Linked DNA regions of Mus musculus: region 2 is linked to region 1. Evidence: chromatin loops called from intact Hi-C (ENCODE). Cell type or tissue: gastrocnemius. All regions are shown on one strand. Each heading gives the region's core, and the rest is flanking DNA. Links, peaks and the distances in the headings are about the cores only. Region 1 holds the start of Bmp3 (bone morphogenetic protein 3). Region 2 overlaps Cfap299 (cilia and flagella associated protein 299).

What was found. Hi-C counts contacts between places; a loop is a spot of excess contacts. Peaks named below come from ENCODE experiments on the same cell type or tissue, not always from the same donor. Only the 100,000 strongest peaks of a DNase experiment are listed, where the experiment ranks them.
Region 2: a loop joins it to region 1, with 2.4 times the contacts of the local background. A loop is called at or near these places in 5 of 42 quality-filtered maps.

Annotation. Positions count from the first base shown.
Region 1 is chr5:98,848,890-98,861,110 of GRCm38, reverse strand. Bmp3 (bone morphogenetic protein 3) reads right to left here and starts at 6,696. Exons shown (of 3, transcript NM_173404.5): 1 at 5,689-6,696. The coding sequence starts at 5,998. It overlaps Gm34563 (a long non-coding RNA gene), which reads left to right and starts at 6,604. Exons shown (of 3, transcript XR_389376.3): 1 at 6,604-6,684. RefSeq lists a promoter at 6,609-7,472 and a silencer at 7,810-8,314. In gastrocnemius, for the core only: no CTCF peak of the experiment used is centred there; DNase peaks (open chromatin) are centred at 5,403, 5,854, 6,204, 6,623 and 1 more place; H3K4me3 peaks cover 2,544 bases; H3K27ac peaks cover 1,148 bases.
Region 2 is chr5:98,700,227-98,712,447 of GRCm38, reverse strand. All of the region lies in intron 3 of Cfap299 (cilia and flagella associated protein 299), which reads right to left. Among named protein-coding and RNA genes, the nearest start is that of 1700010H22Rik, 140 kb to the right of the region's middle. In gastrocnemius, for the core only: a CTCF peak has its summit at 5,643 (motif pointing left); a DNase peak (open chromatin) is centred at 5,646.

The DNA.
Region 1 (12,221 bases), core at 1,791-9,790:
GGAGGTTGTGGACACAGGGAGCTCACCTTACAGTACAACCCATGCTATTCCAAACCCATTTTTCAGCAAGCGGCTAGTTCTGTCTTACCCTTGGCTGCTGAGCAAAGCAGGGTTGCAAAGATGCTTTCTAATAGATTTCTTGAGGCTGGTTAGTGTTCTGCTGTGGGGCATGGCTCAGCAGCAATCACCTCATCAAGAGGTTTCTGTAGCCCACTGGACCTTCTGAAGCAAGTTATGGGGTTAGAGCTTGGGTCTGTGCTTTCGTCTGGAGTGTGGGAGCTTCTGAGCCCCGAGGGACACTGCTCTGGAGTGACCCCGGAGTGTTTGGGATTCAGATAACCAACTCTCACTGAAATGTGGGTTCCTACTCTATCTTGTGTCCCATTCAGCTCTTTTAGTGACACTGAAGTGGACAAAGGAAATACTTGTACTATGGTGAGCTTCTCTTTGGAAAGTGACTTTCTCCCTGGTGGAGGAAGGTTATGGGAACTGCATGTCTGTCTTTCTCACCTGTAGAGTGTTTGTGACTAATGGGTTTAAAAGGAAAGAAACCTGACCAGCCAGCCTTTGGAGGGCAGATGGTTCATCTTCTCAACACTCCAGTTCCAAGATATTTGACACCCTCATCTAGTTTGCAAGGGTACCTAGATATGCCATAGCATTCTCTCACACATACAACACATGCCTTCTGCCTTCTCCTCCTCTCTCTCTCCCCCCCTCAAATCCTGGTTAATGACATAATTCCTAACGTAACCATAAGAAATCAAACTTTCTGATACTGCTACCACAGTAAAATGATGAAGACACTAACTACCAGGATTTGCAAATCCAACAAAAGGGGAAAATCATCAAAGTTTGGCTATAAAAGTTCTGTCCCATAGTGTGTCACAGAAATATGGTTATATCACAGCCAATGGATGCGATAGCATTTCTGTTAAATATGGCGTACACTGGAGGTAAATAAAAGACTTGAGAGAGATCTTGAGTGAATGTTTCTGAATGTAGACCCAAAGACTGGTGAGGTGGTATTTACCCCCACTACTGTATTGCTCCACAAATAAGATAACTTTTCCCTTTCAAGCTATTATGCTGTCTATAAAACAAACAAAAATCAACCACAGGGAAGAAAACATTGAAAGAAAACTAATCCAGAGGAGGAGGAGACGAAATGCAAAGTCAGAGACTCTGCAGTTAAAGAAGTTTATAACCTGGAGAAAAGAAGATAGGGTGGTGCCAAATGGACCCACATCTAAGAAGTGATGATGCAGTCTCGTAACCCCACCCCCTAGCCCTGTGAGGGGAGAGCCCAGCCTGTGCACAGCATGCCACTCACTGAATTTTGCAGATCTACTTTTATGGTAAATTAGGATGCTTTTAACCCAGTGTTTTTCCAACTAGATATCCTAGGGCCATAACTCTCAGAAGGTTCTTTTGGGGAAAAAAGAAAAAAAAAATGCTCTTTTAAGGGGAGAACAGCCCTTAAAGGGACAGATAGGCCCCACACTGTTCATTCTTTTCATCTCGTTTGACCTTGGCGCCTCAATTTTATAAATACCTTCCAGAGACCCCTTTCTGTGAAGTTTTCTTTTATGCAATAAGATTAGGCCACTAGAAAGAAAGGGTTTTGAAATTAGCTCTGTATGCTGAAATTTTGTTCAGCAGATATATTATGACGCCCATTTCTGCTTCCATGAAAGAACCTGTTCTCTTCAATATTCCTTCCTAAGACAAAAGTTTATAATGCAAAAGTACTTAAAAGTAAATTTGGCCTTCATATTTCTAGTTAAAAATATTTGAAACAACCGAACAAGCAGTTATGAACTTCCACAGCTCAGGTAAGGTATGTCTTCCTCTCAGTTCCTTATTCCACATAGATTTTAGTGCATAAAACTGAGTAAACCATCTGCTTGAATGAGTTACTGGCTTAGGAGTTTTTCACACTGACCTCTGTTGGTCTCCTGGGGTCTTTGAGTGTGTGTAACTTCACTACAAAGCTACATTTGAATTTTTTTAAAAAAAATATAATTCATTCTCTTTTTCCTTTCCACCCAGCGTGAATAATCGAGAATTCATGGTATTATGGATTTTTAAATGTCAGGGATTGTAAAGCTGTCCTGCCTATTACAGTAAGACTTCATTAGAGGCTATCATGTATTCAAAGTAGTGTGTAATTCAAAGCAGCTGTGTATCCCAGCTCCTCTCTTCCAGATGTACTATTGTCCTCTAAATAAAAACATCATACAAGCCAAGGACTCTATAGCTTCAAGCTTTGTTTCTAGGTGCCCGGAACCTTGATAACTATATTCCAATAAAGCTATTGCATCCTATTGTCATGGAAACATAAACAACAACAGCAGCAGCAGCAGCAACAACAACAACAACAACAACAACAGCAACAACTTGCACTTTCCCATTGATCCACATATTCTTCAGGGCTTGGGCTTCTAGTCAAGTAGTGATTTTTCAGGCCTGGGTCACATATCAATTTTCCTACAGCCTTATTGTTAGCATTGCTTTTTAGAAATATGTTAAAATCACAGTTCTTTATATTGAAATGTTTGGTTCACAGTAGGTAAGGGTCACCTGTCATTTTCCACTGAGGTAAAATATTCAAGTGTGAGTCTGTGTTACTTCAATATTTCCTTCTTTTATTTGTGAAGGCAAATATATTTTTCTTAAAGATGGTACATATCCACTGGGGCGTAATCTTTTCATAGTTGAGTGTCATAAGTAGTGATAACTTTAAAAGAAGAAAATCAAGCTCTCATTGCTTTTCCTAGAGACCTTATGAGTAAGACAAGTAAGAACAAGTGTCTATGGAAACAAGAAGCATAAACTAGGTACTGTAAAGGATCAAGACAGGAGAAAACCTCAATAAAAATATTATGTCAGCCCGTAGTAGCTAAGGATAAACTTAAGCCAAGATTAAAATAAAAGCTAATCCCATGCCCTTCTGTCTCCGGATGATGGGTTTCTATCAGCCTGGCCTTCTTTGTCATCCCTAATTTTGTGAATCACCTTTTGCAAAGGGAAGGATAAAGCTCACCTTTACGTAAACTCTTACATAGCAGAGGAAAAGCTTACAAGACACGCCCCCTACAAGATACGGCCCCCATAACCCCCAGGCTCGTGGTTTTGGCACATTGACCTCCCAGAGCTGAGAGAGGGGAGCAGAGTTTAGCAGAAAGTGTGTTTAGGATCAATGCCACCCACCGTCAGGGAAGTTGTCAGAGGGAGACCACGGCAGCTACATTTCAGATACTCTAGGTCTAGAACAATGAATGATTTTAGTCAGGTGAGCTCCAGGGAGCAAATGGCTCTCTAAGGCTGTGTATCACGCAGCCCGAGTAAGCTCTCCCTCGGAGAACCTGGCAGACCATCGGGCACTCCGTACACGGAGCACAGGCACCTGACCACCCACAAAACCTGCAACATCTTTGGTAGAGAGGGGCACATATGTTGTGGAACTTCAGCGTGTTGAACTGGGAAGGTCGATCTAATTTATTAACACAAGATAGTGTCTTTTGCCTACATCAACTCCGGTCGCCCAACGAAGGGCGTATCTGGATAGTGGTGCTGATGAAGGGAGAAAGAAGTACAAAAGCTTTAGCCCCTTCTGGAGTCCTGCCACTTTACAGCCAGACAGGTCTTATAACAAAATCCTTTCACTGTGTGAGCAACTAAACACTCTTAGAAAGAGTCCAACCTGAGCCACTTCTCCAGGAGTCTCTAGGGAGGTAACATGACACTTCAGCTTCCACAAAACCACACACACACACACACACACATGTGTCTGCATTTGATGAATAAGTCATTAAGACAGTTTGTAGGATGCTAAAGAATTACTTTTCTTATCAGGGAGCATAGCCTTGTATATATGTTCACAGGGGCAAGCCATCATTTCAAGGGAGTGTCTGGCCTCTGCTAAAGAGTTTATCATCTGATGGTATAAGACACAGTGAGGCTGACAATGGATACTGGAATTACAATGAGTAGAAAGAGCGAGAGCCCAGATGGTAAATAGTTGTTACCCAGGACTTAGTCTAAAATCAGTAGCTAAACAGTATGTGTGGAAGAGACAAAAAAAAAAAAAAAAAAATCCAAATTTACCTTCAAATGTTGTTACACGCGCTAAAAATAAAATCTGTTAATGCAAAAATGGCTTGTCACTTGGACACCCCAACTACTCTCTGGGAACATAAGCAAATAGAAATATCGAAGCCAGGATGATTTAAATATCTTCCTTACTGCCACCTGCTTTGCCCACCCACCAGCTTCCTTCCAGACCTTGTTAGTCCCACGGTGCTCTTTGGCTCAGCTCTGCCCTCAGCAATGCACTAATGTAAACAGATGGGTCACTGGTGTCAGGGCTATTAGAGTTGTCTCTTCAAGTGGCTAGAATGCTCAGCAGCAGGCAGAATAGGTTTCTAGGTCCTAAGTAGAGGACAGCTCTTTTCAGATCCTGACCGTGGATCTACGAAGCAAGTGAAATTTGGCTTAGCTCAGCTTCTAGCTAAAGACTTCTTCTCTGCATTAAAAGCATAACTCACATTTATTGTAAATGGCGTCGTGCCCGTGAGCTCCAGAGTGAATTCACAGTGGCTTTCCTTGGTGGATATCCCCACCTCCCCGCTCCCAGCCCTCACGAGTGAGGTCAGGAGAAAATTCATCTAGTGTTTTGGACAGAATGGAGAGAGCACTAGAGACACAGCCTCCACCCTTGAACATTCCTGACTGTTCTTCAACCCAAGTCTGGAAGGCAGACTTTTCAATCACCTTTCCTTTAATCCTGAAGGTAATGTACACAAACCCTAGTGCATCCTTAAAGCAGATCAACAGTGAGTGTCCAGAGATTTTGCCCTCACCCTGTTATTATAAACTGTTCGCTTCAGCACAGGAGCTGGCAGGGGTGGGGTGGGGTGGCTTTAAGCCATGAATTTCAGCCTCAAGGATCTGTGTTGAAAAAAATAAACCAAAAAAAAAAAAAAAACCGGGAAGATGAGATTTTCATCGCTGATACTAAGAGGTGTTTACTCTCCACCAGAGGAGGTCTCTTCCCAAGCTAACGCTTCCCAGCTTGGATCTCGCAAGACTTATTTGCCAGATGGGTTAGAAATAATCTAAACACTCACGCACCTGGTTTTGTTTGTGTGTTTGCCACTAGGGGACTATCAAGAAGAACGTGTCAGATATAGCAACCCAAAGGTCGCAGGAGTTAAGAGTGAGTTCTGTGTCTGGAGAAGTGCCTGTTGAGTATGCTTTTCTCTCTCTGGGCCCAGGGTTGGCATAACATGGCATTCACTTCGATCTAAACGCTGCCAAAGCCCGTCGGAGGGAATTTATGCCGAGCAGAGCAATTAAATCATCAGCATAAGATCTCCGTAGGGGTGCCTGGAAGAGGGCTTCTGGACCCTGGGTGTCCTCCCTTGGCCTCTTTCCTGCTGCACCTCTAACTAAGCCTTGCCACTGTCCCAGCTTTTCTTCTGCTTTCCCGTCTCAGTTGGGCTCAAACTAGGCTTATCCGGAACGTCCCTGGAAAATTCCGAGAGGGCAGAGGGGACCAGACGGCAGCATATGAGAAAGGTCCCTACAGTGTACCGCCAGGAGACAGCGGAGTGGAGTGGCACGGCGGGAGGGGCTGTCCTCTGCACCCCGGGGTGGGATGGGCTCCCTCTCCCTCCCACTCACCTGCGGCTGCGGCTCTGAAGCTGCGGACCGTGTTACCACCGCGCAGGGGCTGAGGACCCGGGAGCTGCGAGCCCGGTGTCCGGGTAGCCTGGACTCTACTGCTGCCGCTGTACCTGTCATAGAGCCACAGCATATGCTCCGACACCTTGTCGTGCGGCCTCAGGTCCGGACTCGGGCTACCACCTGTCGCGCGGTCGCTTGGCTCAGTCTCACGGAGTCCCGGGAGGTGCAAGTTTGGTCTCTGTCCCTGTGCCAGGTTCAGGCAGAAGTAACCTAGCCATAGACAGAGCAGCCCGCGCGCCCCGGCCATAGCGAAGTCCTGCTGTCGCACCGCTCTACTTCGGGTCGCCCGCGACACCTCGGAGGCGAAAGGGACGGCGGCAGAGCCGGGGTGGTGCTCCAGCTGCGGAGCGGGACACTGAGAGCCGGGCACAGCTGGAGCGAGGCCGCGAGGGTCGGCAGGTGGGCTCTGGGTGGCAGCCGCGCCCGCTCAGCTCCTCTCGCCGGCCAGCCGGAGGGCGGAAGGTCTGGGCGAGCGCAGCCGAGTTGTCAAGCGCGGGCTCTCCCTTCCGTGCCACCTGAGACTGGGAACACCCGGCCGGGCTGCCGCTATGGGGATCTGGATCTGCGCTCCACCAGCCTGGGACGCGTGCCGGGGCGGGGTGTGCGCTGTCGCAGCCAGCTGAGTTCTCAGAGGACGTGTGGTGTGTGTGTGTGTGTGTGTGTGTGTGTGTGTGTGTGTGTGTGTGTGAAGACAGACAGACAGACAGAGAAAGAGGGAGACAGGGAGACAGAGACACAGAGACAGTGACGAACAGAGAGACAGAGATAGAGAGACTGGTTCTGTTCCTTCTTGTCCTGATCTGATCTGTCCGGTCCGCCTGCAGCGAGTTCTCCCTCTAGCCTCTGGCTCGCCTTCCTAAGGCAGCTGGAGCAAGACTACCTCCAGAAGAGAGAAGCCTGGAGCGAAGTAACCAGGGAGCCAGAACCAGAAGGGTAGGGAGAGACTAGGGAGGGCGCACGGGGAGGGGCAGGTGGCGCTGGCGAGGGGAGGATGGAGGAAGAGTAGGAGGGACTTTTTAAAAAATCTGAGCACAAGTGGCTACATTCCTCCTAGCAAAAAGGCAGAGGCAAGTAGCAGTTTCTTTTCCCTTATTTGTTCTTATTTTATTTTTTGTTTTTTGTTCCCTTTGTTTGTTGTAGAGGTTTTGGCTATTTGCAGTTTGCTTTGTATTCCGCTGATTCCATATAAAATCACCACTATACGAACACCACAGTTGGCTCCTTCCCTGGGACACTTGGAAGGGCCCTGTACCCAGACACCTGCGCTGCCCTCCTACAGCTTATTCTTCATAGAGTTTCTTTTCACATACATCCTCATCTTCTTCGGAGGAGATAAACAAAATGAAATTCCACCCCATGTTTTAAAAAGATAAGCTAACTACCACAAGTCCAGCTCGCACTGTCAGACCTCTCTCAATAGGTTTCCTTGAAGACAGCTGATGTGAGAATGAGTCAGGGCCTTTAGGAAGAACCTGGTGTGCAGACTCGAATATAACTAGTTCTGTTGTCCACGCCATGCCAGCACCCTATGGTGTCAGAGAAACATTAAACTGCTAGCCAGCACTGTTTACTGCAAATAACATATCCTAGGTACTTGTCATCCCCTGTGTCCAGACAGGATTTCACTGTGTAGCCAGGGCTGGCCTTGACCTCAGACCCCTGCTGCTTCAGCCTCTCTAGCACGCGGGATCCAGGCCTATATCACAAATCATGGGCCGTAGGCATTGTGCATTGTTTTCAAAGAACCTTCAAACAAATCCCATGTTGCAGACTAAAAGACTGAGAGAAAAGATGATTCCTAGCAGGTGGCAGAACTGGGCTCCAAACCCAGGGAGCCTGACTTGCCTGACTTCTACTCTAGGATCTCTACATACTTAAGAATGGAACGGACATTTAAATTGGCTTAAGCAGACTATGCCCTTGCCATGGCTCCTGGCAGTAGGACTCTCAGTCAATGTCCCTTTTGGGAAACTGTCCCATCTCTGGTGCATTGACATTTTTGAAAAGAAATAGGTTCGCAGGTCACAATGAGCCTTCAACATTTAGTTTCTCCTTTGTTGGGGAATGATAAACCCTCCTAGAGTTTTGTTGGAGTAATACTAGAAACCAGTACTCAGTGAGTGGCACAGGTCTGGTCTTTAGTAGACTCTCAATCCTTTTATCCCAAATTATCCCAAATGTATCCCAAATGCAGACCATGGTCTCCCCCTCTCAGTCACTTCTCAACCCACTGTTCAGCTGTTTGAATTCTGCCCTTAGTCACCCTGGGAACAGCTCTGCAGATAATGCCATAGACTTCAAGAGTGGTCGAGAGGCTCCAATGAGATCATGTGGGTGAGCTTCGCCTGGCATAGAACACATAATAGCTTTTGTGATTAATAATAAAAACCTAATTGCAAAATTCAATAGGCACTGGAAGGCTAACCCTTTGATTTCCCCTGTGAGCCTTTGTGTTCCCTCCCCTCTCTGCTTTTTCTCAGTTGTGTGAAATGTCCTTGCAGCAGCTTCCTGCTCTGCCTCAAAGCAAAGCCAGATGGAGAAGGAAGTCCTCCACTCCTCCTGCACAACGTGGTCACTGTGACCCATCAGTAGATAGTTTCTCACAGCCAGAGCCCTCAGGATGGAAACTCTATCCTCTTTCTCTCGGTATCTCCAAGGAACTGCTTCCCTCATGCCTTTAACTCTGGTTCATATTTCCACTGCACAATTTGTTGCCCTATAATCTATATGGTTCTTTTAATTTGTACCAAGCCACTGCACGGGGACTGGAAATGCTGCATACCTGCATGCCTTCGCTCCTTCCTAACTGAATAAACCTTCACTTCTCTGTGCTTGTATTTTCTCCATTGCTCAAATAACACACACACACACACACACACACACACACACACTTACACAGAAGGCCCAATATTTGGGGGATTGTACATTGGAAACCAGACCCTAGTCTATATAGCAAGACTAAGACCCTTCCAAAGGAGAGGGAAGACGAAGGGAGGGAGCAAGGGAGGGGATAAGAATGTTGGTGATGGGTGTGTGTGTGTGTGTGTGTGTGTGTGTGTGTGTGTGTGTGTAATATTAACATAGTTCCCAAGATATTTTAATTGCTTAGGGAGAGTTGTCTGAGTTTGAGGAAAATGGCCTGTCAGTATGTTATCAAACTATATCCGTCTTTATACTTTAGTGACCAACTATTAGATTTGAACCAAGCAAAGTAAAGGAGGTGTTCGACGTAGTGGAGTGATCCCTATTAGGGTCTTTCAGCTGTAACTCAGAGACTAGTATCTGGATATGGAAACCATTGAACCAAGTGGTAACACTAGGAGAAATCTAAACCCTAAACTGTTTTATGTCATGTACATAAATGCCCTACCAATGACTGGGCCATAGAGGAAACAGGGAATCCAGGAGTGGTGTGTCTAGAAAAGACAAATAGAGGTGCCCATCTCCTAAGCAACTCTTGAGGGAATTGATTTGAAAGCAAACTGCATTGGAAATGAACTGCTCCCTCATCAGCCCTCCTGAGGCTGCCTCTGTGGGATATGTCAAGACAGCAGGAGTGTGATTTCTGTTGTCAGAGCCATAGAGTCTCAGAGCTAGTCATCGAAATAGTTTCAATGTTGTTAGCATCTTTTGATGCCTGCTCTTCTAAAACAGTAAACAACTAGATCATAGGCTTTCTAATTCTGGTCAGATTCGGGTTTAGCGTTTCTTCATTTACGGAGGGGACTTCAGAGCTCAATACATCACTGGTACAAATACATCTCTGGTCTTGTACCTGATTCCTTTATTGTGTCAGATTGAGCTGTTTTAATTTTGGTTTGTTTAGATGGTTCTTCAAGACAGGGCTTCTCTGTATTGCCCTGGCTGTCCAGGAACTTGTTGTGCAGACCAAATTGGCCTCAAAGTAACAGAGAGCTGCTGGCCTCTGCCTCCGGAGTTCTGGGGTTAAAATATTGAACCACCATGTCCAAAATGTCATTTTAATTTTTAGTAATAGGACACTTCTGCTTTACCCTAGTGTTACTTTTTCATTTAGCTATGGAGACAGGGACTCATTCTCATCTCTTTCTTAAATGCAAAGAGTTGAAGAAAGGCTTTCTTATTGCTACAAACCACAGCAAAACACAATTTGAATTTTAGTGGAGTTTGTTGAATTGATCTCTACTTTTGGCTACAAAAGCCTAGATCTATATATATATATATATATATATATATATATATATATATATATATATGTGAATGTGCAGTGTGATATAGAATATATATATACTTAAGCACTATGTGTAACCAAATACTAAAATCTCCCCATCAGAATGGTTATTGAATACTCACTATGGCATAGCTAGGGCAGTTGTGATAACCTACATAAGATTTTCACTAACATTTCTCTGAGGATAAGGAGGAGGTATTTTGAGGAGCAGGCAGCATGTGAGGCCCCATCCTGCTCCCCGTGAAAATGTAAGCAGTTAGTGATTTTTGGGCAAGGGCTCTTCTTTATTGATGTAGACACTGGTTAGTTGCTCAGGCTCTTGTAGATAGCCCCTTACCCGTGCTCCTATATGTAACCACAATTAAATGAGCTGGATTGGACAGAGTTGTTTGTTGGTGTTGGTCTGTCGTTGGTGCCCCGGGAGTGAATCCTCATTTGTTCCAACAGCCCCGGGAGAGTTAACATTGCATCCTGTAAGGCTGCATTTGCAGCTGTGGGGCCTGGCTCCTGTCTTTTTTATGTCTCCATCTTTGTTTCATCTTTCCAGTAAATATTTAGCATCTGTTTTGATCGTGACACTTAATTTAGTGTCAAGAATAAGAAGATGATATCATAATGGTGTCTCATCCCAGGAAAAGAGTCTTCCAGGGACATGGGATAGCTTATTAATTAACTTTGGAAAAATTGATGTCATTTTGATTGACTGAGTGCTTTTTTTTTTTTTTTTTTTTTTTCCTGTTAACCATAGAAGACACACTGCACGGAAAAGGTGACATTGAACGGTTTCAAAGTTAAGAAACAGATTTTTCCAGGAGACTTTTAGATAAAATATTCAGTGCAGTCTCATTTACCCAGGGGTAGGGAGGCCATTCTTATGGATTGCTTTGCTTCTCGCCCAACATCCTCACCACATTTCCTCAGTTAAGTCCCAGTAACTGTGCGCTCCTCTTAGCAAGCTATCGGGACAGCTGCAAATAACATTGTTGACTCTGGCTTCTCTATGGGGCTTTGGCACCCACTTTTAATAAATGTATGGATACCCTGTTGATGCCATGATTTTTGCTATATGAAAAATGAAACTCGGCATTGCCACCCTGGAGGCATGGTCTTGCTTGAAAACTTTTAGAAATGACTCTGTTATCCGTTCAGTCACAGGATTCCATGTCTGGGCCTCTTTTCTGACGTTTCTCAGACCTTCACATCGAGTCCTTAGATTGCATCTATTCTTAAGTTTTTTTTCCTATCCACTTTCTCCACCTTATTTATTTTTATTGCACCCTCTTTCGTTGAGCTACTGATGTATTTTAAAACAGATTAGTTTTATAATCTCAGAAGTGGACCTGAGGGTTTCTATTTTTTATCTCACTCCAACCGTACTTGGTTTCTATTGCTGCGTAAGAAAGTACCACAAGCACAGAGGCTTGCCCAATGCCCATTTATCACCTCGCCGGTCTAGAGTGCAGGCAGGTGTGGGGAGTTCTCTGCTCTGGGCCTCACAATGAAACTGTTGGTCAATTTGGTGTTCTCATTTGAGGGCTCTGGAGAAAAGTCTTTTTCTGAACCCATCCATTTTCAACCATCTCTGTTGTGTTGTGTGATCGAAGTCTCATCTAGCCAGCTGTTTGCCAGGGTTTGTGTCAATTCCTGGACGCCACCAGCCATTTCTTCTTTCTGCTCCCTTCCATCTTTAACTAGCAGAGAGGATTTTCTTGTATGTTAACTGTGGTATTTTATAATCTCTCTACAGAAAAAAACAACACAACAATACAACAACAACAACAACAACATCAAAACCCAAAGTGAAACAAAAACAAAGATTAAAACCCTTCTTTTAAAGAGTTGACCTGAGGTTAGGCCCACCAATAGTTATCCCTGTCTTTCAAGGACAGCTTTGGCATTCGACCTAAGCTGCTTATCTCAGTGAATGCTGTCATACACACTGATTCTACCCACGCAGAATGGAGGGGTCCCTTAAAGATTCAGGTCACTAGGAGATGTTTTAGAAATCTGAGTTTTTAGAATGCTGAATGCTCTAGTATCCAAGCAGTCAACTACTGGACAGTCCATTCTTATTATAAACTTTCTCCCAGAGGCAATACAGAGCTGCACATTTCAACTACATTAAAAAAAAATCAAATTGAGACCTCAGGTTGGCATTTGAGCTTTTCAGATTTCCCCTAAACTTAAGTTTTGAGCATTCCTCTCTCACACACACTTCCACTCTCTCAGACACAGCAAGTGACTTGAGCATTCATCTCTT
Region 2 (12,221 bases), core at 1,771-9,770, 150 kb after region 1:
ATTACTGATGGCTTGCTGATTGCTGGTACTAGAAACTGTGGATTATACTCTCTGCAATGTGGACTGCTGTCCCTCAAGGCCCAGAGCACCAAACCTCAGAACCTGGGCATCTAGATCTATCAAATCCCTGGAATCCAGTCTTGAGTACTGAGCCTCTAGTTCAAGGGGCCTGGAGCTATAAGGTCTTAATCTGCCAGCCAGATCCTATGCCTTTGACAGCCAAGGGTCCAAGGCTGTCAACACAAGGGGCGTGTTCTACCTTTACCTGTAATATCTAACAGTAGAATTAGGAAACCCGAGCCAGCTGGTGATAATTGGTAACATTTTAATTTTCGGTGTGTTTTTGAGACAGGTCTCTATGTGGCCCTGGCCGTCCTAGAACTCACTTGTAGATCATTTTCACCTCCAATTCACAGTGAATTGATGGTGTGAGCCTCTATGCCCAGAATTGGTAACAATTTCAGATCATGGTTAGTCTTCACTCTTCTTTGGCTTGATCACAACTTCTGTTGCTTCAGGATGTTCATATTTCATCAGAGTGATTATATTATTTTCAGACTTCCCTAACTGACTGTTTCTAATTGCTTTTGAGAAGACCTTTGGTACAAATCAATACACTGAAAAGAGTTGAATGTTTTTCTTCCTGTTACCCAGAAGGATAATGCCCACACACACTAGCAGTCCCCAAGGAGCCAAATTTCCAGATTTTTCCTCATTCTTGCCTAAGCAATTATACCTTCCCTGGAAGAGCAATGACATACCATTGCAGAAGATACAGAGGAAATCAAATTTCTTTGATCCATATAATCACTTTTTTTTCCAGTAATGCAGTCTCAAAAATGAACCCACCTACCTGGATCACCTTAGCTGCCTTATTGGCATGTACTACTATGTTAGTTTTCTCACCTATAACATGAATTTAATAATGGCACCTATATTGTAGTTCTTGGGTTAATATTAAATGAGGGAAAATCTTAAGAGAGAGTGGGCATTCAGTAGATGTCATCATCAGACCAGCAGCAGTCTGCTCCATGAGGGCATTGTTCTAGGGGAGGAAACAGCAGCCCCCAAAGTGATCTTGATGGCTTTGTATTAATCATCCCAATCCCAAACTGTTGGTTACACACCTATCACAAACTAGAAATCAGAAGGCATATTACGGATGCAAGTTAAGAATGATGTATGATCTAATCTACAAGGGCCTCAAAACATATAAATATAACAGAATATTTTAAAAAATCTATTCTGTATAGTAGCTAGACTATGATGATTATGGAAGTCCTCAAAATAATGGTCAGTTCTGTTGGAAGCCTAGGAAGAATCAAGGGCAGATAGAAAACAGTGATGTACAGGGACGCATCCCAAAGAAAAGGACACTGAAAGATTACCGATTCGCAGAGAAGACTTGAGGACCAGTTGGAAACCTAAGTCCATTAGTGTGTGCAAAGAGAATGCAAGGAATAAAAAGTCACGCCAAAGAACATGAGAGAAAAGATGCTTCAAAGGCGGGAAATATGACCATGGAGGGGAGAGCATACACTTTGCTCTTCCTGATTCTATAGCTCAATCGTGCCTGTGCATAGTATTTAAATTATACCAAAATGAAAATACTGAATAATCATGCACTCTAAAACTATACCACAGCTGTGTAGAGAGGCTGTGGGGGGGGGGGGGTTTAAAAACTGGATAAAATAAATACGAATATAAAATTAAATACATTTATTTTGCCCAAAGGAGACTCTATGAAAGAGGTGAATAGTCATGTAATGTTAGTGTGCTGTCTGTTGGTTCTCCAGTTCTCAACGGGTTACGTCTCAGAACTTCATAAAGCACATGAAGCAAGAGGGGCCGTAGTTAAAGACTCCTGGAGCGAGGGCTGAATGGCAACTGGGAAATGATCTGCACCTCGTACAGAGCAATAACGGGTTTGAAATAAGCTTCTGCTCCAGGAGCTGGAGAGCTGGCTCGGTGGTTAAGAATACACACTGATCTTTCAGAGAACCAGAGCCTGGTTCTTGGGACCCATGTTAAGCTATTCAAGGCCCTTGTAAGTGCTGTTCCAGGGGATCCAATGCCCTCTTCTGGCCTCTGTGAATATCTGCTCTTATGTACACACACACATGCGCGCGCGCACACACACACCTTAAAATAAAAAATAAAGCTTATAAAAGAGATGGCATGGCTTGATAAATCTTTTGAAGGTAAAACCAGCAGAATTCAGTGGTTAGATGGCAGAGGCTAAGGAAATCCCAGTTAGCAAAGGCAACATAACTAATGAACAAACATATAGAATGGAGTGTTTTACACACGGAGAGACTTGGGATGCTGCAGTATATAAAGGTTTTAAGATGTATAGTAAGACATAAGGCACAGTGACAGGCTTATGCCACGACGTTATAGGAGAGGGTAGTGCATGAGAAAGTATTTTCTGAATAATTTAAAGAATGTCTGCAGTAACACCTTGCTATACATTAATTCAATTGCTGTTTATTATCTGCTACATGTAGGCTCTAGAAAGTCTTTCATAAAACTTCCATCAATATTTGTCTAGAGTTCCAAGGAAATTCAACTTATTTGGGGGAGGGGGTTGGTGCTCATAGAAGAAAGCCATCTCTAGATGTTACTATTTCAGGATTGTGCAATATTCACTTGGGAAAATTTGAGGGAAGCGCATTATTTAAAATGAAAGACCATCGGAGAGTCGGGAAGTACAGCTGCGTGTGAACCTGAGAGGCATCAGTAGGTCTGGGTAGCAGTGCCACCCCAGTGCCACAAACTGAGTCATTCAGTACAAAGTGACAGTGGCTTCAAGTTCTTGAGCTGCACTTAGGGCAGCAATCCTGCCAGAAAAATAAAGGGAACTATTGTCACATGGTTGTAATTCCAATGAGATTCAGGATGAGAACACTGGGAAGGACATCGTCTCAGCTGGTCTGTCTTTTGGATTTCAGTAAGAATCAGCACACTAACAAACACATTGGATCCTGTGGTCTCTGCATGGGCTCCAGGGTCAGCACACTAACACACTGGCTCCTGTGGTCTCTGCACGGGCTCCAGGGTCAGCACACTAACATACTGGGTCCTGTGGTCTCTGCACGGGCTCCAGGGTCAGCACACTAACAGACTGGCTCCTATGGTGTCTGCATGGGCTCCAGGGTTAGCACACTGACACACTGGCTCCTGTGGTCTCTGCATGGGCTCCAGGGTCAGCAGACTGACACACTGGCTCCTGTGGTCTCTGCATGGGCTCCATGGGACTTACTGTCAGGACCTGGGCTGTACAATACATCAGGAAGCTTTAGTTGGTGAATGTTGTGTGCTGGCTTCTGCAAGGATGGACTAGACTTCTTTGGGCAATTATGAGAACATCACAGAAGGTCAAATGAGAACATTCATTTTTCTGATTTGGACCTACATGGAAATATACCTTCTAAGTCACCAAAATGCTTTTTTAAATGTAGCTTTAAAATTCCTTCCTGCTTTTCTTTTTTATCTTCTGCTTCTTCTCTTTGTCTTTGTTACTTTCATACCCTTTATCTCTCTCTATTTTAATTATAGTTCATATTTAATCAGAAGTTCTTTATCATAATAGGTATTTCTGTAAGAGAAAATACATTCTCTATTCAAAGCTTAGCCTTTGTGATTAAACGAACTTCTATTCTAAAAATGAACAAAAATAATCTTAAATACTCAAGGCTGAAAAAAATAAACACAATATCTACATTTGAAATGGGAATGAAAAGGAAATCAGAACTTTTATGTTTATACTAAATCTTACTAATTTCGAAGACTATATAAACCCTCTGTAATGACTTAGCACAGTCGTTACCACTTCTTTTCAAAACCAAGTCAGTAATGACTTTGATATGTGCCTTGCATTTGTCCTCTGGGAAAACAAACTTGCATGTGGCTTTTCCAATAGTGGACATGTATTCAAATGTGCTGTGATAGGAAATAGATAAAAAGAGTGGAGGAGGAGGATGGGGAGGAGAAGGACGAGGAAGAGGAGTTGTTTAGAATTTTATTTTTATTTTTTTTATTTTTTATTTTTTTAATTTATTTTTACTCCCTTTGAGGTACACTTACTGCTCCTGAGCCATGCCACTGGGCTCTGCATCACAGACCACAAGACAGATGTCACCCCAGGTGCTGTGCTGTACATTTCATTTATCACACTACTGGACAGTCCTAGCTGATAGTCACATGGGAAATCAGCTCCAGTTAAGGTTTAACAGCCCTGAGCATTTGACAGTAAACATTTGGAGTATCAAAGCCATACAAGTCCATTCCTATTGTGTTCATTGCGCTAACACAAAAATACTACCTGACACATGTTTTCTACATGAGCTTTATTTAGAAGGAGATCTTGTAAACATGCCATGGCCTGGATTTATTATGAATGGCATAGTATAGTTCTGACATTCAAAAATGCTTGAAACAGCATTAACAAGTACTAGTCCTGCAGATTCAAGAGTTCACATTCTCTTTTGTATACAATACTGAGTAATTAGAGAGAAATGAGAACTGAAGGGCTATTGTTTATAAAAGCAATTTATTCAAATGGGAAGTTGTGAGCTGCAAAGAGTAGAATGTGCAGAGTGGACAGTGTGTGTGTGTGTGTGTGTGTGTGTGTGTGTTGCACACTAGAAGACCAATGGCATGACTTCTTACCAAGGTGTGCTCATAATATGAATATAGATAAATGTCACAGTTGGAGAGCTGTAAACATTCATTTTTAGTGAGTCATGTGAGAATTAGAATACCATTTCTGGGCTCCTTTGTCACTTCCTGGCCTCTGCAGACACTTGCTCCAACTTAAAGGCAGACCTGTAAAGGTTCCACTCTAGGACCTGCGTATGAGATGACATTTGCCTTTCTGGGCCTGGGTTACCTTACACGGTGAACACTTTTCTAATTTCAACCATTTCCCCGCAGATTTCCTTTTTCTTTCCAGCTGGAAAAATTCCACTGTGTACCACTGTGTACCACTGTGTACCACATTCTCATTGTCTATCCAGTCGTGGGCAGACATCAAGGTTGATTCCACTTCCTAGATATTACAAGCACAGCTGCAATGAGCACGACTGCATGCGTACTTTCGACTTCATACACGTACCTGCTGGTTAAATCTCCTTTTACTTCTACGTTTACCGTGGAACAGAAGCCTCAGTGCAGCTCCCGTTCATGTTCACCTTCTTTCTAAATGCTATTCTTCTTTTGTTCCAACTATTTTATCACTGTTTCTTTTTTTAAGCTTTGTTTTATCTTGATCATACACATCTGTATGTGCATTTGCATAGAGGTGGGTGCAAAGGAGCGCTAGGGCTAGAGGAGGCCAGAGGTGAGAGAGTTCCTGGAGCTGTACTTATGCGCAGTTGTGTGTCACTAGCCATGGGCAATGGGTTCTCTGTAAGGGCGCTATACACCTTTAACCACTGATCTCTCTCTCTCTCCAGCCTACTTCTAATTTATTCATCTTCTAGTGTTTCTATTGGTTCACTGTTAGTTGAATGTGGTTTTTACGGTTGGGGACATGGATCAGATATCAGAAAACGCTATGATTTTGCAGCTGACACCACTGGTACCCATGGCCGGTGGCTCACAACCCCTTGAAACTTCAGCTCCAGTGCATCTTATGCCCTCTACTGGCCTCCACGGGCATTACACACTTGTGTACAAACCTGTCCTCAAGCACACACATAAATACATAGTCAAAAAAAAAAAAAAAAAGTTAAATCTAAAGCAGGTTTTATAATGTCTTTAAATTTCTAGAAGGATGTTTTTAGTCTTCCTACAATTTTTAATTTAACTCTGGCTTTGGTTAGAGAAAATGTTCTCTATGATATCAATACTTCTAAATCCATTTGACTTTAAATTTATGCCGGTGCCAGACAATGTCCCATTTGTAGTTATAGAGAATGCTTGTTCTGTGTACTGTGTGGATCAAGTATCCTGTTTCCTTGTCTTCTGCTCAGTTAGCCCTAGCCATTATGGAGAGTGGGGTATTGAAGTTTTTAGTTATTATTGTGGAACTCTCTATTCAGTTATGCCAACTTTCACCCCCTATAGTTTGAAACTCTGTTATGAGGGCTGCAAGCATTTATAGTTACCATAGCTTCTGAAAATGGAAGATTACCTTTATCTTGCTGTGCGTACTCTACATTTCTTTTAGCAACGTTTTGTCCCTCAAGTCCTGCTCCAGTCCCCTGTGCTCAGCTTATTTTCTCACAGCAGTTCAATTCTTATTTCTGTCTGTGTATGACTGTAACAATCCTATGAGAAGACACTATGAGGATTCCGTATAATGCAGCGTTTTGGATTTATAACAGCTGGTCTTCAGTCAGGTACAGACCACTTTCAATGGGAGTGGACGGAGTTTCTTAGCTTTTGAAATCATGTCTTTCATCAACTTTGGGGAAAAAAAAAAGACACCATTGTGTCTTCAAATAACCTCTCCTCCCCATCCCTCTCCTGCTTCTCCGAGATACACACAGTGTTGTCGAGGCTCAGGGAGTCCCAGAGACTGTGTTCACATTCTCCACTGATTTCTTTTCTTCACACTTGGTAATATTCATTGTCTTTTCTTCACACTTGGTAATATTCATTGTCTTTTCTTCAAGGATCCTAGCACAGTCTCCTGCTGGCTCTAATTTTCCTTTGGAATCCTCTAGTGACAGTTTATTTGAAAGCACAGATTTTACTTTTATAAATTTGGGATGGGTCATTTTTAGGTTTATTGCTCCCCTGGCCCTTTACGTATTCATTGTGGGCAGATATTCTGTTTAGTGGATCTAACCTCTGGCTTACCTAGTTATTCTCTGAGCAGTGTCATCTCTGTCTCTTTAAACAGGTCGCACTTAGTCAGACAGGAGTGTGAACAGCCACACTCCAGGATCTTTCTCATCTGCATTTTGTGCACACTATGGGCAGTGTACCATATGAACACACATATAAGTGGCTACCGGACGCTGGGGCCAGAATCCAGTTAGCTATTGTTAAGAGATGAAACTAACTATTATTTACTGGTAATGAAACCTTGAAAGATAGAAATAGATTCCAAAATATAACAACAATAGTTATATCAGACAGATTCTACCCTGTGACTGCTTTTAGGTGAGAAGAAATATTTGAGACCTTTTGAGGTCCTCTTAATGATGGTATTTTATATTGCCACTTATAATGCTATTCCAATTGCATACAACATGAGTCAGAATAAGCCATTTCAATAAGCATCACATGGGGCGAATGTAAAAGAATATTTGGAACCATGGAAGAAGTGCAGTGAACCTTCATGTTTGTGCTTTACACATTCCACCAGAAATATTCTCAAAATAGAGCCTGCTTCATTACCAATTCTCTAACAGAGCCTGCTTCAATACTAATTCTCTAACTTATTATCTGCACAACTACAGGAAGGTTCTTTAGTCTCCCAATATTTTCCTTCTCTAGAAAGGACAAATAAACTGGGCTTGGAGGCAAAGACCTGCAATCCTAACACTCAAGAATTAAAGGCAGAAGGATCAAGAGTTCAAGGGCATCCTGGCTACAAAGTGAATTGGAGGCTAGCCTGGGCTACAGGAGACCCTGTCTCAAAAACAAAACAAAACAATGCCAGATAATGGCCATGTTGGCTTTCTGTATGCATTCCTGAAATTTTGTTTATACCATACAGTTTCTGCAGAGTGGTTAGCCAGTAGTAGTCACAAAATGCGCTCTTGGGCTCAAGTACGATAGCGATTAGCATTTGTAAACAAATGACACCACAATGGGGCCAAGGCAGATGTACCTGGGGAGCTCCCCAAATTCAAGGTCAGCTGCCGCACATAGAACAACTGTCTCTAAGGAAATGCGTACGGAATAGAGACGGGGAGAGGATTACTGTTTCATTCTTCATCTCAGATCCAGCATATCTACAAAGAGTTGGACCAGCTTCTTCCATATTTACGGGTCTGCTTACATGCAAGGAACGGTAGTCTCCAGTATTACCTTTAGGTTTCTTTCACCAAAATAATCATTTCTCCAAATGACAATATGGGGATGGGATGCAGTTTATCAGTGGATAACAGGACGACTGGCCGCAAGTTTCAGTTTTTTATTGTAGCATTGAGGAAAGCAAATCAAGGGAAGGGCCTGCGCTGGGGAGGCAGGAAAAAGAGGAGGCCTGGAATAATCCTGCCAACACGAACCATGCCCTAATCCTTGTGCTTTTCTGTTTCCCATGCTGTCCCTGAGGAGGGCAGAGGCCTGTGTTAGGTTAGGGCAAGGGAGGCGGGTGCTAAGTAGGTCCAGGTGGGGCTCTTTAAGAAGAGCTGGCTCTGTTCCAGCCTCAGGTCTTACTTGCATGCTTCCTCCAGCTGTGTTGATGCTTAAACCACAGCTGGTGTGTTTTGTCTTGTCCAAGAATGGTTTGAACTACTCCTAAAACTCGACGTAAGTGACTTTAATGGCCACCAGGAAGATACTCTTTGTTAATGAGGGGGAAAGGAGAGACTCCCTTCAAAATCTCAAAATGCTGGGATCTCTATGCCATAATTATTGTAGAGCTAGTCTTCCTTGTATGGTAATTCCCCACTATTTTCTTTTAGAATCTTTCTATACCATTGAAAATATCTTGCTCTTGTGTGTGCTGAGACAGTGGATGCTGACCCATCCTACAAAATAGTGACTACACAGCATCTGTAAAGTGCTCATTATATTAAAGCCTTGAAATCTCACTCTGTATCTATCTCATGTGGCCTTTAGTAATGTCATCTTATATCTTGGAGTTTAAATGTTTTCTGTCTCTGCCTCTCTTTCTGTATGTCTTTGTCTATCTGTCGGTTCTTCCTCTCTTGTGTGTGTGTGTGTGTGTGTGTGTGTGTGTTCCACTCTGTCTCTCTTTCTGTCTTTCTCTCCACACACTGCTCTTACAGTCATGGGATGCATGGGATATGTGTGTACTGAATGAACCTGATAGCTATAATAAAATTTCAGTTCTGAGGTCAGCTTTGTTTTATTTCTTCTTCATGAATAGCATAATAAAAATGCTATGTGTTCCAAACATTTCAAATATTGAGCAGGCCTTCTTAAAGATGTTAATTAGTGCACATGAATATACTTGAAATAAGTTACCTTTATAACAAGGTGAATGCTAATCTACCCAGTTCCATCGATCCAGTAGAAATTTAAATCACATTTTCTGAATTATTTAGATAAAAAATTTCTAACTTGAATTCATGGAATAAAAAAAGATCTTTGTTTTCAATTCCAAGAAACTCAGTTCTGAAAAGTTTTCACATGCCAATGAAGGCTTTTCAGGTTGCTTGAATGCACCTGCTTGATCAGCCCTTCAACAAAGTATTTTCATTGGCAAATATGTAATTTATGCATAAATAAGAAGTTGGATCCTGAGACACTGGAGTAAAAAGCTCAATGCTTTAAGGGCCTTGTGCAAAGGCTTGCTCACAGCTCCTACCACACTTTTGCAAAATTAATTTCATCAAGTCCAAGTGCTTGAGACCCAAAGCCTGACTGTACACAGAGGCCTTTTCACTCCCTGTCCCCACAGCCAGAGCTTCTTTTCTAGTAGTTGTCTTGGCAGCCCAACGGGCCTCAGGAAGGCCTTTGGTAAACTTTTTTTGGTGTGTGTGTGTGTTTGAGTGTGTGTGTGTTTATGTGTGTGTTTATGTGTGTGTGCGCGCATGCTCCCCTGTGAGCGCGCCTGAGTATGTACTGAGTCAGTGGATGGTCACCCATCTGCCCCTAACAAAAATGTTTTCCCCTGGGTGAACAATCCGGCACTGTGAGAGTTGTGCAGGTGTCTCGGGTGTCAGCTGGCCTCTGTTTATTATTCGTGTGCTGTTACAGGGAGGCCATCAGCAACAACTCTCTGCAAATGGGTCAAGGAAATGAAAATGAAGCCTGCAGAACAGGGACTGTGAGGGTCTGGGGTTTTGCTGGCAAACTCTGCCCAAGCTCCTCTTTGGGTGCTACTTGAAAATTGCTCCTTGTTTGGCTTGGCTGAGACTTCACATGGCGAGGCCCTGCGAGATCGGTTAGGGGAGGCCAGCTGCGAGCAGGTGTGCTGGGTTTGCTTTTTCATGGCTACCAGAAGAACGCGGCTTCTGCTCGGTTCTGAAGCATTTCTCTTCTTCAGAGGCTTGTTTGTGTTATGTGTTTTCCAAAAAACCAACAGCAGCTGGCAGAACGTTACTGGGAAAGGAGGCGGGAAGCATTTACATGATTCCTTGTTTTTCAACTTTATACTCCTAGTTGCAAGAAAGGAAATGAACACCTTTCAACATTGAATTATTTTCCTTCTCAGTGGCTCAAGGGTAAGAATGGGATATATAGAGAGTTGGTTCAGCAACACCACATCCAAAAATGTGGCAAAGTCTGGCTCGTTCGCAATGACGTGTTCACTGAGTTTAGTATCTTAATTAAAAACATTCAAAATAGACCTCTTCTGAAGTTTTTAATTTACAGAAATTACCATAATTATTTTATGACCCATCAGTTCTGTGATCAATTTTGCCATGTCCCCGAATGGTTAACAATATTCTGAACTCTGTTCACTACATTTGCAAGAATCTAGTTAATATTTGTCATATTTGACATATAGCATGTTAGTTATTAGTCTAAGGATCCATTCCTCGGTTCTTTATACATAAAAATAAGTCTGTACAGTAGCTTATATTATCCAAGATGGGAGCCTCCAATATTTGAGTAATTTGCTTTTATTAAGTTCTTAAAACACATGATTCATAAAACACATTTATTCATTCTTTCTTCATGTCCTAACTTATGGAACCATGAGTATGCTGGGAAAGAGACTAGATAAGGCCAGAGGGATGGAGAGAATGACCCTGCCTGCTATGGTTGGAGCGTGGAGTGGCCCCACAGATTCCCATGTCTGAGGCTTCCCCCCCTCCCAGCAGGTGGCACTGCTTGGGGAGGCAGTGGAACTTCTGGAAAGCAGGGGCTGCTGCTGGGATGAAGTAGGCCATGGTGGGGGTGGGGGGTACCAGGGCTTGCCCTACTTGCCATTCACTCTCTTTTTCCTGAAGGCTGACCCTGAGACTGGATGTCAACAGCTGTCTCAAGCTGCCTCTGTCCCTAGTCCTCCAGGGCTCACAGCCTCCCTCCTGAGCTGGACCTTGTGCCTTAACCCTGCGGGCCTATAAATCCTTCTTGACTTGTTAAATAGTCCATTATGGTGATGGGGAGAGCAAAGCCCTTGTAGCCTCCTGTCTCCCTACCACACTGCAGTGAGCAGAGGGTGCTTTCAAAACAGAAATCAACTATTTCTTGGTGACAGGAAATAAGTAGTATCCCCTTTGAGGCTTTTAACAGTGCACCGGCTCCTCACTCCTTCTCCACTACTGCTCTTTCCCAACTCCAGCAACACCACCCTTCGGCTGTTCCTAAGACAAAATGAGCAATTGCCTGTATCCACCTGTGTTGCAGGGTAGCTGAATCCCTGCATCCCTGTCTGTTACATCCATCTGTCCATTGTATTTGCTTTGGATCTCAGCCTGTTTTCAGCAATCTACAGCTTAAAGTTCCTTAAGTTTTGAGAGACAGAGTTTACTTTTTTCCTCTGTGCTCCTTGAGGCTGGATCTGTCTTCATATGGTGGAAATCTGAGACATTTTCGTGGAGAGGATGCATATATAAAGACCTGCTTGTTGCTTTTATTAAATGACTTTCAACTATTGAAAAGGGGAATCTATGTATATAATAGTTGCTGAAATTAGAAAAGCAGATAGAGCAAGGGCTATCGAATCAGGCTGTGATCACCTTAACAACAGCTAGACATAAGGCACTAAAAACAGCGACATTAAAATATCACCTAGGGCCATGGGAAATATACTATTTAGTTCAGAACTACTTTTTGGACTGCTTAAATCACTATCCTTAAGCATAAATAGATGCAAACCATCTTAAATTGCTGAAGTACATTGAGAGGAAGTAAGCTAAGAGTATTTCCTCAAGGGGAAAAGAAACTCTGACTTTATAATGTTGTAAGCTGTGTTGAGAAACATGTGCACATAACTTGAAGAAATGGATGACTACTTAGAAGGATGGATGGACACATGCACTCTAAAAATGACTGGGGAAACTGATGTAATGGGAAGAGAAGGCTGACATGGTTAACATCTCTCGGCTAGAAGAAAACACAGAAGATAGTTAAGCAGAGAAGTGTCAAAGAATTCACAGAATAAAAGCCAACCATGTCTATGA